2 separate regions of the Mus musculus genome follow, and region 2 is linked to region 1. The links are chromatin loops, found by intact Hi-C in ENCODE. Cell type or tissue: left cerebral cortex. All regions are shown on one strand. Links, peaks and the distances in the headings refer to the core of each region. The heading gives the core; the rest is flanking DNA.

Region 1 (8,028 bases), core at 1,464-6,463:
TCCAGACTTAAACTGAAGTCACTTGGCATAATGATTAGAGAAGTCATTGAAATCAGCCACACTCCAAGGCCCAGAAAGCAATGAGCAACACACTTTAGTAGTCCCTGGGAGTTCACAGGAGAAGCAGTGAGAGCAAAGAGGGCAGGGAGGTGTAGGAGTTGGTTTTGAAAGAAAACGTAACAACACAGGCAATCCTCTGTTCGTTAACTTTGCCTGTAGGGCTCTGAGACTGAAGGTCTGATGAGAAAATTGAGTGGAAGAAAGAAGCAGAGAAGTCATCGCTCCTTCCCACAGTGCCTCAAGATTACTTGACAACTGGACTTAGTTCCCTTAGGGAAGGGAGTTCATGTTTGGCAAAGAGTCTCCAAGAGCACATTTAGTTTCCACTCCAGGACGCCATACAAACCTGTATCCTCTGTACATCTTTACTTCCCAGAATCACCCCATCCTGAATATAAATAAATATACAGTTATTTTATCTTTGAAACTATAAAATAATTACATTATTTCCCCCACTTTCCCCTCATCTCCAAATCCTCCTCTGTACCCGCCCCCTTCTCCCCTTCTTTCTTTTAAATTCACAGGCGCTTTTAACATGGCTGTTACACACACACACACACACACACACATACACACACACACACACACACACACACACACACACACACGAAGTCATTGTATATTCCTAAATATATAAGTACAGTCTGCGCAGTCTCTATAATGTCTTTTTGATTTCAGGGCAGAGTATTTGGTATTGGGTAGGCAATTGGCGTGCTCTTCCCAGGGGCCGGGGGTAAGAAAGGAAGACTATTTCTCATGCTCTGAGCATTCCTTTATTATTATTATTATTAGATATTTTCTTTATATACACTTCAAATGCTATCCTGAAAGTTTCCCTATACCCTCCCTCCTCCCTGCTCCCTTATCCATCCACTCCCACTTCTTGGCCTGGCATTCTCCTGTATTGGGGCGTATAAAGTTTGCAATACCAAGGGGCCTCTCTTCCCAGTGATGGCCGACTAGGCCATCTTCTGCTACCTATGCAGCTAGAGACATGAGCTCTGGGGGTACTGGTTAGTTCATATTGTTGTTCCACCTATAGGGTTGCAGACCCCTTCAGCTCCTTGGGTGCTTTCTCTAGCTTCTCCATTGGGGGCCCTGTGTTCCATCTTATAGATGACTGTGAGCATCCACTTCTGTATTTGCCAGGCACTGGCATAGCCTCATAGGAGACAGCTATAACAGGGTCCCTTCAGCAAAATCTTTCTGGCATTGTGCAATAGTGTCTGGGTTTGGTGGCTGATTATGGGATGGATCCCCGGGTGGGGTAGTCTCTAGATAGTCCATCCTTTTGTCTCAGCTCCAAACTTTGTCCCTCTGAGCATTCCTTAGTGGCCTGTAGTTCTTTATGTAGGACTGAGGCCTCGCTGTCTCTGCCCCATTCACTTTGGCCTATCTATAGGTGTCAGTAGCTACATGCATAAAGTCTCACCAACACAGCTGCCGAAGCATGGCCTGAACACGGATGACACCAAAAAGACATGCTAACATGGTGAAAATATTTATAAGCAGTTAATTCTAGAGTCACAGTGACAAAATCTAGAAAGTGGTAAATTTGAAATTCTGGTAGTGACATCTGACGAACTGTAACAAAACTGCAGATGAATTTTTTCTCTCAGTGCTAGATGCATTTACCAAATTGATGCACTTGTTGCGGGACATATTAAAACATGACCCAGCATGTCCCCGCACTACTGCTGGCTACCGGCTGGTCACATATCTCCAGCCAGGTGATCTCAACTTGATCTCTCTGGGCTGGAGCTCCTAAGTTCCCTTGGCATATTGCTGCCATACCAGCAACATGCAAGACCATCAGCCACCACAACACCCAAGCAAACCGGTAGAAACAAGACTCTTAATGACTGACAGGCTTCCTGCGTTACTGCAGGCAGTTCTCTGTCCAGTGGGGCTGGCCTCTTTTTATCTCATGGAGACTCTGACTCAGAACTCCAAAATATCTCCACCCAGCTTGCTAGGTTCCTACTTGTGGGTTGCTAGCACGCCAGCCCCATGCTTCAAAGCCCGCACTGCCTTTGTGGTGACCGTCAGGCAAACCCACGCTTTGCTGCCGTACCTTTCTCTCTGGAACCCAGCCACAAGCCTCCTGCTGCACGAATATTTTAGTGTGATTGGACAGGGAAAATCCTGTCACATGCACTTGCCATTACGTTTTATATTTAAAAAAAAATTGGCATAGGTGCAATATGCAACACTGCATTGGGGAGCAGAAACATAGACTATGATTGTTTATTAGGGGAAAACCAACTTAATCATTTGGCTTCTGTTTGGTATCATATGCTAAATAGCGAGGCAAAAATAAATACCCTTCACATATCTGCATTAAATATTGTCTTAGAATACTGTTAACATAACACAGCAATAAAGAAGGAAGTATTTCCCTAAGGAGCATTTCAGAGACGTTTCTACAAGCTTGCTTTTCCTTGCTAGGGTTTCATTCATTTAGCTTTATGGTTTCCAGAGTTCTGGAGTCTTGCTTCCTTCTCCAGCTTTTGCCTGGTCTTTATTTGTGTTATAGCTAATAGTTGTCCTCTTATCTATTTTCAAAGCTTCCCCATTTCATATTGTTCCTTTGTGAGATAGCTCTGACCCTGCTATACCGGAGGCTAGATGATGGGGGGAGGGGGGGGTTACAGCAGTTTTGTACAAGAGAATATAATTTCTATGCAATCTCTATCTTCACACCTGAACATTGATATAGACTCCTAAAAATGGTGTAAGATCCTTACCTCATGTATGTTTAAAAGTCTCTTTTAGAGTGGCCACACACACAAAAAAAATCATGAAGATATGGGAAAGCTGTTTTGAAGAGCTGTTCTAAATTTTCCCTGAACATGCCATTTTAAAACTTATAAAAGACAGAAAACTGTCACCGATTCAGCTTGGGTTTGATGTTTGTCCTCTGTCTTTTTTTGTCATGTTACCCCGGAGTCCTTGGCTTTAACAAGGCCCACTTTTCCCAAGATATGATCGTGCAGACTGCAGGTGCCCTGTAGCTCTGATTCCCCAGAGTTCCACGACAGCTCTGGTCGCTGGATGCCTGTGACACAGGCGAAGCTGAGTCCACAACTCCGGAGAGAATGCTGATTCCTGGATGGGTGACAAGGCATGCCGAGCCTTTGGGGACAGCTGAAGCAGGACTATACAAATGAAGGACAGCCCTGCTGTGGAAGGACAGGGAGGAAGCAGATGTGAGGGCAAGATTCAGGTGACAACCTGGACATTGGAGACACGGGGCACTACGGAACGGGGAGGGAAATCAGCTGGCATTTGACAGTCTGTGCAGAGGCGAGACCTGAGTGGAGGTGGTAGACACGGAGGCTTTCAAAGATTTCTGACCTTCTGCCTGCCAGCTTGGAATTAAATTTCTTGATGGAGCGGGAGGAGGGCAGCGGTGGAAGAGGCAGCTGCCAAGAGATTCCTGACCTGGCAACAGGAAAAAGGGATGCTGCTGCCGCCACCCGAGGTGCAGGGGCCAGGTACCGGTAGTCGGTAGATACGACACAAAGGACTCGGTGCCCTAGTTTGAACTGCTTGAGTGGTCTGGGGTGGCTTTTCTGAAGACAGTAGAAATTGTACAGCAATATAAGGGACAATATTGTGAAATTTAATGGTTTTTGGATCGAGCTTTTAGGTTGGCATATGGAAACAGTGAGCTTTGTCCTGTCCAAGAAGCATTATAATCCATTGTGGTAAGATTGATGATACTTACAAAAAGTGACATCAATATTGTCATCTTTTCAATTAAAAAAACAAAAAACAAACCAAACAAACAAAAAACACAACAACAACAACAACAACAACAACAACAACAACAACAACAACAACAACAACAACAACAACAACAACAACAACAACCAGCGATCTTGGGATTCAGTTACAGCCTCCTCTGTGCGGAAGACTTTTTTCCCAGGTGCTAGTACCAGTGGCTGGGCAAACACGGCTGGTTTTGGCAGGCAGTGCTGTTGCCTATGTCACAAAAATCCACTAGATGGCGCTGTTACTCAGGGCTTTGTGTTAGAGAAGCAGGGCTGTGCCTTTTGTGCCAAGGGGAAAACCAACTTCAGGAGAGGTGGATAATACTGTGTGGATTTGAATAAGACCTTTTCACCTGGCATTTTTATCGAAAAACAGAGACTCCGTATGTTGTGGTATTTGGTTGCTATTTCCCTTTCTGATTTTGAGCAGAAGCGACTGAATTAAATGTCTTCTCATGGCACTAAAGCAGCCCAGCTTTTATCCTCACATTCTTAATTGTCCCTCGCAATATCGCTTTTCAGCGGTATAATGAGGGTCGTGTCTTAGAAAATTTAGAAAATCACTGTACTCTGTGTGCTATATGTGGACTCCAAATGTTTCTCACGGTCTCTCTTCCAAGCCCCAGAGAACTTCAAAATGTCGTTTCTAATTTCTTTAGGGAAAATGTTGTAACGCTAACTTTAACCAGCAATAGACTCTGAGATTCATGCTCCAGCCCGAGGACAAATGTTGCTATGCATGTCATGTTGTTAAGATGCTAGACACACTCACTTGTTTTCCTGTTTAATTTATGTTTTCCCTGATTAACCATTGGATGCAAGTATAGAGTGAAGTTTTTGGTGATTTACATAAAATTAAAACAATAAAAATGCATTTATAAGTAAGTGTTTCTTGAAACATAGTTATAAGATTTAAGTGAACATACTAGACTACAAATCATAATCGGTAATAAGGAATGGCAAGAGTATTACATCAAAATTAAAATATCGTATACAATATATATTAAAAACAGAATCGGGGGCCAGTGAGATGAATCCTTGGGTAGAGGCCCTTACTGCGATATCTCAGAATCTGAACTACTCCTGGAGTCCATGACGTAGAGGAGGCATTAACTCCTGCCAGTCGTCCTCTGATATCTCATACTGTGCCACATGCATGCACACACGTGTGCACATATGCAAATACAAAAACATATTTTAAAATCAAATTAAGGCTGTAATTGAATGGGTGGTATAAAGTAAGTTAAGCCATTCATATATATATATATTTGAGCCTCATATATAACCACTTAACATTTGTGTCCAACAGTGCCAGAGCCAGCTGACCTCAGAACTAGGACTACATCAATCTGCTCTCTCCTCAGCTGTCACACCTCAGGATTTAGAGCTACAGAGCCCCGGAACTCTAGCCGAGTGCCAGCATCCACTAAGGGCTCATGCCAACTTTCTCTGACTCACGTGGGGATGAGAGGTTCCACAGCAAAGCTGCCGTACATCTTGAGACTTCGGGGATCGTTTACTACTTCCTCCTTTTTCTCCATCTCCTTTCCCACCCGTTTTTAAATTTTCTTTGCTTTCCTTCTCCGTCCTTCAGTTCCCTTTCTAGTCCCCCCCTTTCTGCCTGACTCCCTGTTCTGTTTCCCAGATGTGCGGCAATCACGTTAGAGAGACGCATGGTCACTTCTCTACTCCTCTCCAGTCACTCATAGCAAATGGCTGCCAGCCATGCAGCTTTGGACAGCACATGCTTCCAATTCGCTGTAGCTGGGGTGGTCAGAAGTGTGAAGAACCCGTCCCCGACCTTTCCCAGTTTCAGGGCCATGCTCCCTCTACAGCATCAGTTCACAACCTGTGGGTCACAACTTCTTTGGGCGGTTGAATGACCTTTCCACAGGGGTCTCCTAAGACCATCAGAGAACACAGATACTTACATTAAGATGCGTAACAATAGTAAAATTGCAGTTATGAAGTGGCAACGAAATGATTTTATGGCTGGGGTCACCACAACATAGGGTATTAGAGGATCGCGGCATTAAGAAGGTTGAGAACCGTTGCTCTATACATTCCTGGAGGACTTCATTCTTTGTGGGACCGAGGTCCAGAGCCTTCTTCCTGGCATCCTTTTGCTCCCCTCCTCTCCCTTCAAAGCCAGCACTGTAGCATCCCGAAAGGTCTTTCTTGATGAGAGCACAGCATCATCTGCCTTCCATGTCACAGTTCCCTCTGCCCACCTCTTGGGACAATTTGACTACATTTAGGATCCACTTAAATAATGTGAGTTAGCATCTCTTCAAGATCCTTCACCCAGTCACACCTACAAAGTTCCCTTTGCTGTGGAAGTTAACATTAAACCTTCCAGGGACCAGACCTTGTTGTGTCTTTGGATACATCCCTGAAGCTATCCAGATTTCAGTTTTCTTACCAAATGGTGTTATTTTTATTTATTCATTTAAAAAAATTTTTTTTCAGACAGAGCTTTTAAAGTGTTTAACACAGTGCCTGGCAAAGAGTGACCATTCTAAACTAATTTAAGTGCTAATAAAACTATCTATGATGAAGTCTAGTCACCATAAAGAACATCTAGTTTTTCATCTCCCATTAACCTTTATGGTATCATGGTGGGATCTCCATTCTCTACCGAATTCTTATGCAAAGTCAGTAGACTCCTAAGCTGCTCTGTTTAAAGGCCAGTCCTTGAATTCCCTTTTAGAAGTGTTGATTCTCTCTTCCCACTCTCTTTAAAGCCAATCTTATCATTGTGTTCTCCTTTAGTGTGTGTGCCTTAAACTCTAGAATATCCTGGAATATTTGATAGATGGTAATTAGTCAGAGTGGCATGCAAAAGTAACTGTGGAGCCTGGGCCATATTTTACAGTAATTTGAAGGTCTTGGATTCAAGGATTTGGGTACTGATTTCAAGAACAATGAAATAACATGGGAAAGTTTTGCATTGTTGTGCCTCCATTTGGGCTACTTTGCAAAAATATGATACACATTCCATCTATCATATAAATGACAGAACATTGTTTCTTACATGTCTGGAAGCTGGGGTTCTGTGACCAGGCTGCTCCTGTGGTTGACTTTCTTTTGTGGCCACACATAATAGGGAAAGGCTGAGGAATAAGGGCACCACTTCCAATCCACGAACCTACCCTCATGACAGCTTCTTCCCTCTCCAGAGCCTGTCTCCTAATTTCATCGCTTCGGTGGTTACAGATACAGCAGATAGATTGTGGCGCTCCAGTTCATTGTGGTGGTGTCATCAGGGAAGGCCAGTCCTCTTTCTTGTCTGAAAGATCTACACCTGGTAAACTCTTCCTTTCTGCACCCCGCTGAGACCCTGAGCTGATGTGCTACATGTTAGTTCTGGGTCTAGAAAATGACCAGGCTGTGTGAACAACAGGGGCTCACCTTTATCCCATGTTTAGTAGAGATATGTGGTTTCCTGTGTGTTGGTAAAAATCCACTGATTGTAGATATGATTTTGGCAGTGTTACAATGCACTCTTCTGTGCAGTGGGTCCCAGCTGCGGCTCATGTTAAGACAGAAAGGAATGGTTTCAGCCTCAGCCTGGTCTTTTAGTCAGGACATCATATAAGGAAAGGCACGAGTATCTTCCCAGTTGCTTCCTATACACAGCAACAATTTGTGGTAGTATTAGCAAACAGTCAGCACTCAACACAGGAAGAGCAACTAAGACAAAAAACGTGGTGGACTGACTTATCACTGGGCATTGTGACCACTTACCTGGCTAGATGTATTCTTGCCTCCTCTCAGTGCCCCTGAAGCGAAGATGGAGCTTGAAAGATATGTCCCTTTTCTCTTCAAATAATTCTACCAGCACTAAGCGGTATCCTGTGGCTGCAGAAGAGGTCAAGTTCGAGTAAGGTACAAGACAACCTTGACCCCAAATTAAAGCCTGCGGTGAGAATGAGGGGAGGTCTTCGAGGAGGTTGCGCATGGGTGGAGGGGAACATTTGTCAGGCCTTATTTGAATCATTGAGGAAAACAGTATAGTGATCCCAGGTTTAAATTTCAATGAATTGAACGTGTTCAACCATAAACAAGTAAAAACATCTATTTTATTATCATGTTGACTGCATGCTTCTATTTTCATGTTGACCCTTCCGATGAAGTTTGGGTTATCCATTTTGCAGATGGGGAAGGTGAGGTACTACACAGTCAAATGATA
Region 2 (5,000 bases), core at 1-5,000, 1.3 Mb after region 1:
AGTTGAGAATTGGCCTAAACTTAGTTGGGTTCTCTGGTTGATGGTGGCTCCTGCATTCACATGACATCACTCTAACAGATGAACTAATTGCATAGGAAATAGCTGGGAAATTTTAAGCGATTTTCATAGCATCTTTCAGAGTTTTTAAGTGTCTGATTTTTCTGCAATAAGGCGCTGCTTTTATAATCAGAGAAAAAGTACTTAACTTTGTTTTAAGCTACATTTCCACAATCTTATCCTTACATAACTACAAAGGAGAGCCTGGACGGGCGGGCGGGCGGGCTGGCTGCCGCCAGCAGGGATTTCATCAGTTCTCTCATCTAGAGGCAGTTCTGTGTCAAGACCCAAGAGTGTTGCTCGCTCCCTTGGCCTCTGTCCAGAGGCTTTCAAGTGCGGTTCTGGAGCTTTAAACCAGGGCCCTCCAAATTTACTAATCCTTAGTAAACATGACCCACGCTCTGCTTCAGCATGAAATTGCTGGGCCCTAACTTATGAGAAAGGATATACTTCATCCTAGAAAACACGAACTAGTTCTGTTTAAACTGTTTATAAGCTTTTCTGAATTGTCTGTTAGGCTGCTAGAAATACTAAGTGAGCTTTTATATTTCTCATATGCACCCCAGACCAGTAGTTTGAGCTGTCCTATTACAGTGTCTTTTGCTTCTGATTTATTGATCAAAGGTTTTCGTTTTGTTTTGTTCTGTTTCTCCTCTTGTGCTTGAATTCTACGTTCCTGTCTACAGTCTGGTTTCCTTATTTGCTTTTTCTCTATACTGGATCTTGACCCCTCACTCAGGCCCTTACGATCTAGATGACAGTGTTTAATAGAGTTTGCTGTAGGGCTGTCAGGGACCTATGTGTTTGCTTCTGGTCTAGTTGATTTTTTTTTCTTGTCCAATATAATAGCCATGGATGATTGATGACCTTTCTGCTAGCTATTCCCATAGAAGTTACCTCCTACCTCTTCTCTTGGGCCTTCCTCCAGCGTGGCCTGCGTATTGGTCCTTCCTTACTGTTCTCTTGGCTAAGCACAGGCATTACCTGTCTTTCCTGCACATGTATTTTTGAACCTCTGATGTTCCACTTGATAGCAGCACTTCACTGGATGCTGCTTGTATTTTTCTTTTCTGCTCTCATAAATTCTCCTTTATGAGGCCAATTAAACCCTTTCACCTGTCAGTCTTAAGTGTTTGCGAACAGGTTTTCACTCCCCTTGATAGTATTTAAGCTCCTTAAGTTTTGATCTTCATATCACTCAATTCCTAGCATGGTGCCTGATACTTAAGGGCTGGAAAAAAGATTTGAATTTAATTATGTGACAGCAAGAGCCTGAATGATAACAAATCTCTTCTAAATCTTCAAATACTTAAAATTAGAAAAATATTTGTGATGATTAGATCAAATATTCTGCATATTTTTGCAAGGCAAGCACAATGATAAATTCATTTTTATGTATTTATGTCAAATTCATTCTGCTTAAATACATGTGTATTTTTATTATTAGAATGTGAAGGTGTTTACGTATAGCCTGTCTCACTGACAGCATATTTGATGTACATACTTGCAAATTATATGCAGTTCATTTTATTTTTTTAAAGATTCAAGGTAAGAAAAAATCTGGTCTAGCAATAAGTTGCAGGGATAAATATATAGACATAAAGTCACACTGCAGTATTCTATAAGCATTGAATAAACCACATATATATTACATATACACATGTGGGTAACTAGCTTTGGAGCCACCTAATGGGGATCTCCATTGACGTGTTCTTCTCTGGAGATGACAACTAAGCAAACAGTACACTCTGCTGCACTTGTGCGTTTGCTCTATATTTTTACAGTAAATCAAATGTGTGGTGCTATATAACTGAATTACAGTCCAGTGGAACAAGTGTTATGGAGTGGTTAGACACGCTCTTTGACACTAAATTACCTGTGCATGGTGTGATTTTTCTCAGGAGAGGCCATGAACTCTCTTTGTTGCTCAGAGATTTCGGTTTGGCTGGTTTTACTGAAAATACTTTTCAGTTCAGAGTTCTAGTATACTAATAGGGTAAACGTGACAAAGGGACAGTGAGCTGATATGTTACTTGCAATGCTGCTTTTTATAGAAAGACCCAGGAAACAGAAAAATGGTTTCACAGAGGGGTGTTTCATTGGTGTGTGTGTGTGTGTGTGTGTGTGTGTGTGTGTGTGTGTGCGCGCGCGCGCGCGCGTGCGCATAGGTACATTCGCATGCATGTGTGTGTTTATATGCATTTTCTATCCTCACACCCACAAAGCAACACCATTCTGTAAGTCAGGGAAGTGCTGAATCCACCCTGCAAGTGAACTTACTTGTCAGGTGAAGCAGTAAGGGAAAAATCAGTCATAATTTTTGCTTGGCACTGTGGTTTGATTAATGAAGTTCCACTGTTAATAGTGCTCCTTCTTGAAATGCAGGTGAGGACGCCTTTGATGCTCTCCCTCCATCCCTCCCTCCTCCCCCACCTCCTGCAAGACACAGTCTCATCGAACATTCAAAACCTCCAGGCTCCAGTAGCCGGCCTTCCTCAGGGCAGGACCTTTTCCTTCTTCCTTCAGGTAGGAGTGAGTGAAAAGCCAAAGAGGGGGACAGGAGGGGGGGGGGGGGACGGGGCTGGAGAGATGGCTCAGTGGTTGAGAGCACTGACTGCTCTCAGCCAGAGCTCCTGAATTCAATCCCCAGAAACTACACTGTGGCTCATAACCATCTATAATGAGATCTGGTGCCCTCTTCTGGTGTGCAGGCATACATGCAGGCAGAACACTGTATACATAATAAATACATCTAAAAAAAAAAGGCAAAAGCAGCATTTTCTTTTAGAGCAAAGTACATCTGAGATCATGCTCTCAAATTTATGTTATTGTTTCCTGAGTCTCTGTCACATTAGCAGAAAGATTTCTGGATAGTGAGAGCTGTGATTGCCTGGTTTGCTTGACACCAGATCGATTTAATGACCAAACATCACAAAGATGGCAGAGCAATAAGGAATCACAGTGCTTGCACATGACCCAGTAAACAACTCCACACCCAAGTACATATGGGCAATACCGATGGAATTTAGTGGGTTATTTAATACTGTTTAAAAGGAGAGATGTAAAGTCAGACTGGAGATGTGTTAGTGGAGCAGAGTTGAAGGTTGCTAGGTTGGAATTGGGGTTGAGTTGTATATTGTACATTGTGTACATATATAAAGTTCTGAAGCAAAAGAAAGATCGGAAGGACCGAGGGAGCATGCTCTGCATATTATAGAGAGCAAGCGATGCCTTCAGATGACAGCAGAGTTCCTGAAAGACATATGACAGTGTGATGGGCCAATAGGAGAAGCACAATCTTTAGGTTCTCAATCCCCTATTTCCAGTGAAATGTTTTTCTAATAACGGACTTCAATATTTTTTTTCAAGGTGTGCTTTAATACCCTGGTTTTATTCAAAGCATAAGGTTTTATGTCCTAACAAGGTAGCTCTCCTAAATGTTTGTGTTAACAATTTTAAGCATGGAGATATATTGTCTTCAACGGGAAACAAATACAGTTTTCTATTAGTGCACATCTGTAGAGTGTGGAGCAGATATAACAATGAAGAGACTAAAGGAAACCCTCTGCACATCTTGGGCAGAATTATCAGAAAAAGGAAACACAGCCACACATGACAGCAGGCTATTGCTATCACTGTCTCCAGTCTCCCCAGTCTGCCTGGGGAGAGGTGTGTGGTCTGTGTGCCTTGCAAGGCTACCCTCCTGGACTAGCTTTGGTAAAGCAGTCTAGGTAGACGTGGAGGGACATGGCTGTAATCCCAGCAGCTGCAAGTTTGAGGCACAGGACTGTGAGTTTGACGTCATCCTGGGCTATACCAGATTTGCCTCAAGAATAGAAACAAATGTTTTTAATGTTTTCTGCACATTTCCACATAAGATAAATCATGGGAAATCTTTTAAGTGTTCTGATTGTTCATTGCTTCACCAGTAACTCATTGAAAGTCTGTGGAGCTGTTAATTTCCCCTCCCCATCCCTACCACCACGACCAATGGCTCTGTTTTCATCCTCTCTCCTTCGCTCTGCCCCCACTGCCCCACCCCCACTCTGCTTTACACTCTTCTCTTTCTCACCTGGTTTGATAATGTAGAGACATTGGAGAGAGTTCATGAAACACAAACTCTGGTCACCTAACAACACATGTCACTTTGCGTTTCAAGGGGCTGAATATGGAAAGAATAATTTCCAGTTGAGGTTTTCAACAGCAGTTGTCTTGTCTAGTGTTTGGTTCATTATTAACGCATCCTTCCCCCCGTGCTCATGGTTTGCCAGGGTGAGACCTAAGGCCAAGTGTCCTAAGGTCATCTGCTGCAAGCAAGAGTTAAGACAAGCATGCAGCCACAACTCTTGGGTGCTGAGCTTTTGGCAGCTTCTGGTTAGCATCCTCCTCTAGCTTTTGTAATGTACTCTCGATTTAATACCCGACTGGTGAAGCCTCTGTACAGTGGGCTCCCTTACAACAAAGTCAAAATTTCTAGAAGCTACCAGAAAATATTTTGTTACATTTTACAAAATGTGTGACCATTTTTCTAAAGAAATACAGTGGCACATTGCTAGTGGTAATTCTTCACTCTTAAGAGTAAAACTTGATGAAAGATATACTTACTAAGTCACAGTCCAGCTCACTGCTTTTACAATTGTAAAACTGAACAAAGGTAGCTGCCCAACTCACACTGCAGCAGCTACGACGGAAGTCTCCCTCATGCCCAGTGTTTTTAATTAATTAGTGGACTCATAAATTATTTTGCAGTGTTGAGATGAGTTCCTTGAAAAGTATGCCAACGTAAGGGCAGAATAGATATCTCATAAAAGGCTATTGCATTTTCTCAGACTATTATATAAAATCCCCATCTCTTTCTGATAGCCGTCTACGCCCTGCACAGCTGAGTCAGGGTGCCAGCCTTTCCACTGCTCCAGAGTTCAGCTTTCAGACTGCAGAGCCGC

Evidence for each region. Peaks named below come from ENCODE experiments on the same cell type or tissue, not always from the same donor. Only the 100,000 strongest peaks of a DNase experiment are listed, where the experiment ranks them.
Region 2: it touches region 1 in a loop (6-fold over the local background); 4 of 42 quality-filtered maps call a loop at or near these places.

What each region holds. Positions count from the first base shown.
Region 1 is chr16:50,837,824-50,845,851 of GRCm38, forward strand. No RefSeq gene overlaps it. Among named protein-coding and RNA genes, the nearest start is that of 1700116B05Rik, 58 kb to the left of the region's middle. In left cerebral cortex, for the core only: a CTCF peak has its summit at 4,079 (motif pointing right); DNase peaks (open chromatin) are centred at 2,072, 3,171, 3,358, 4,085 and 1 more place; H3K4me3 peaks cover 575 bases; H3K27ac peaks cover 527 bases.
Region 2 is chr16:52,186,571-52,191,570 of GRCm38, forward strand. It overlaps Cblb (Casitas B-lineage lymphoma b), which reads left to right. Exons shown (of 18, transcript NM_001033238.1): 16 at 2,443-2,583. Among named protein-coding and RNA genes, the nearest start is that of Gm23513, 84 kb to the left of the region's middle. In left cerebral cortex, for the core only: a CTCF peak has its summit at 2,767 (motif pointing left); a DNase peak (open chromatin) is centred at 2,757.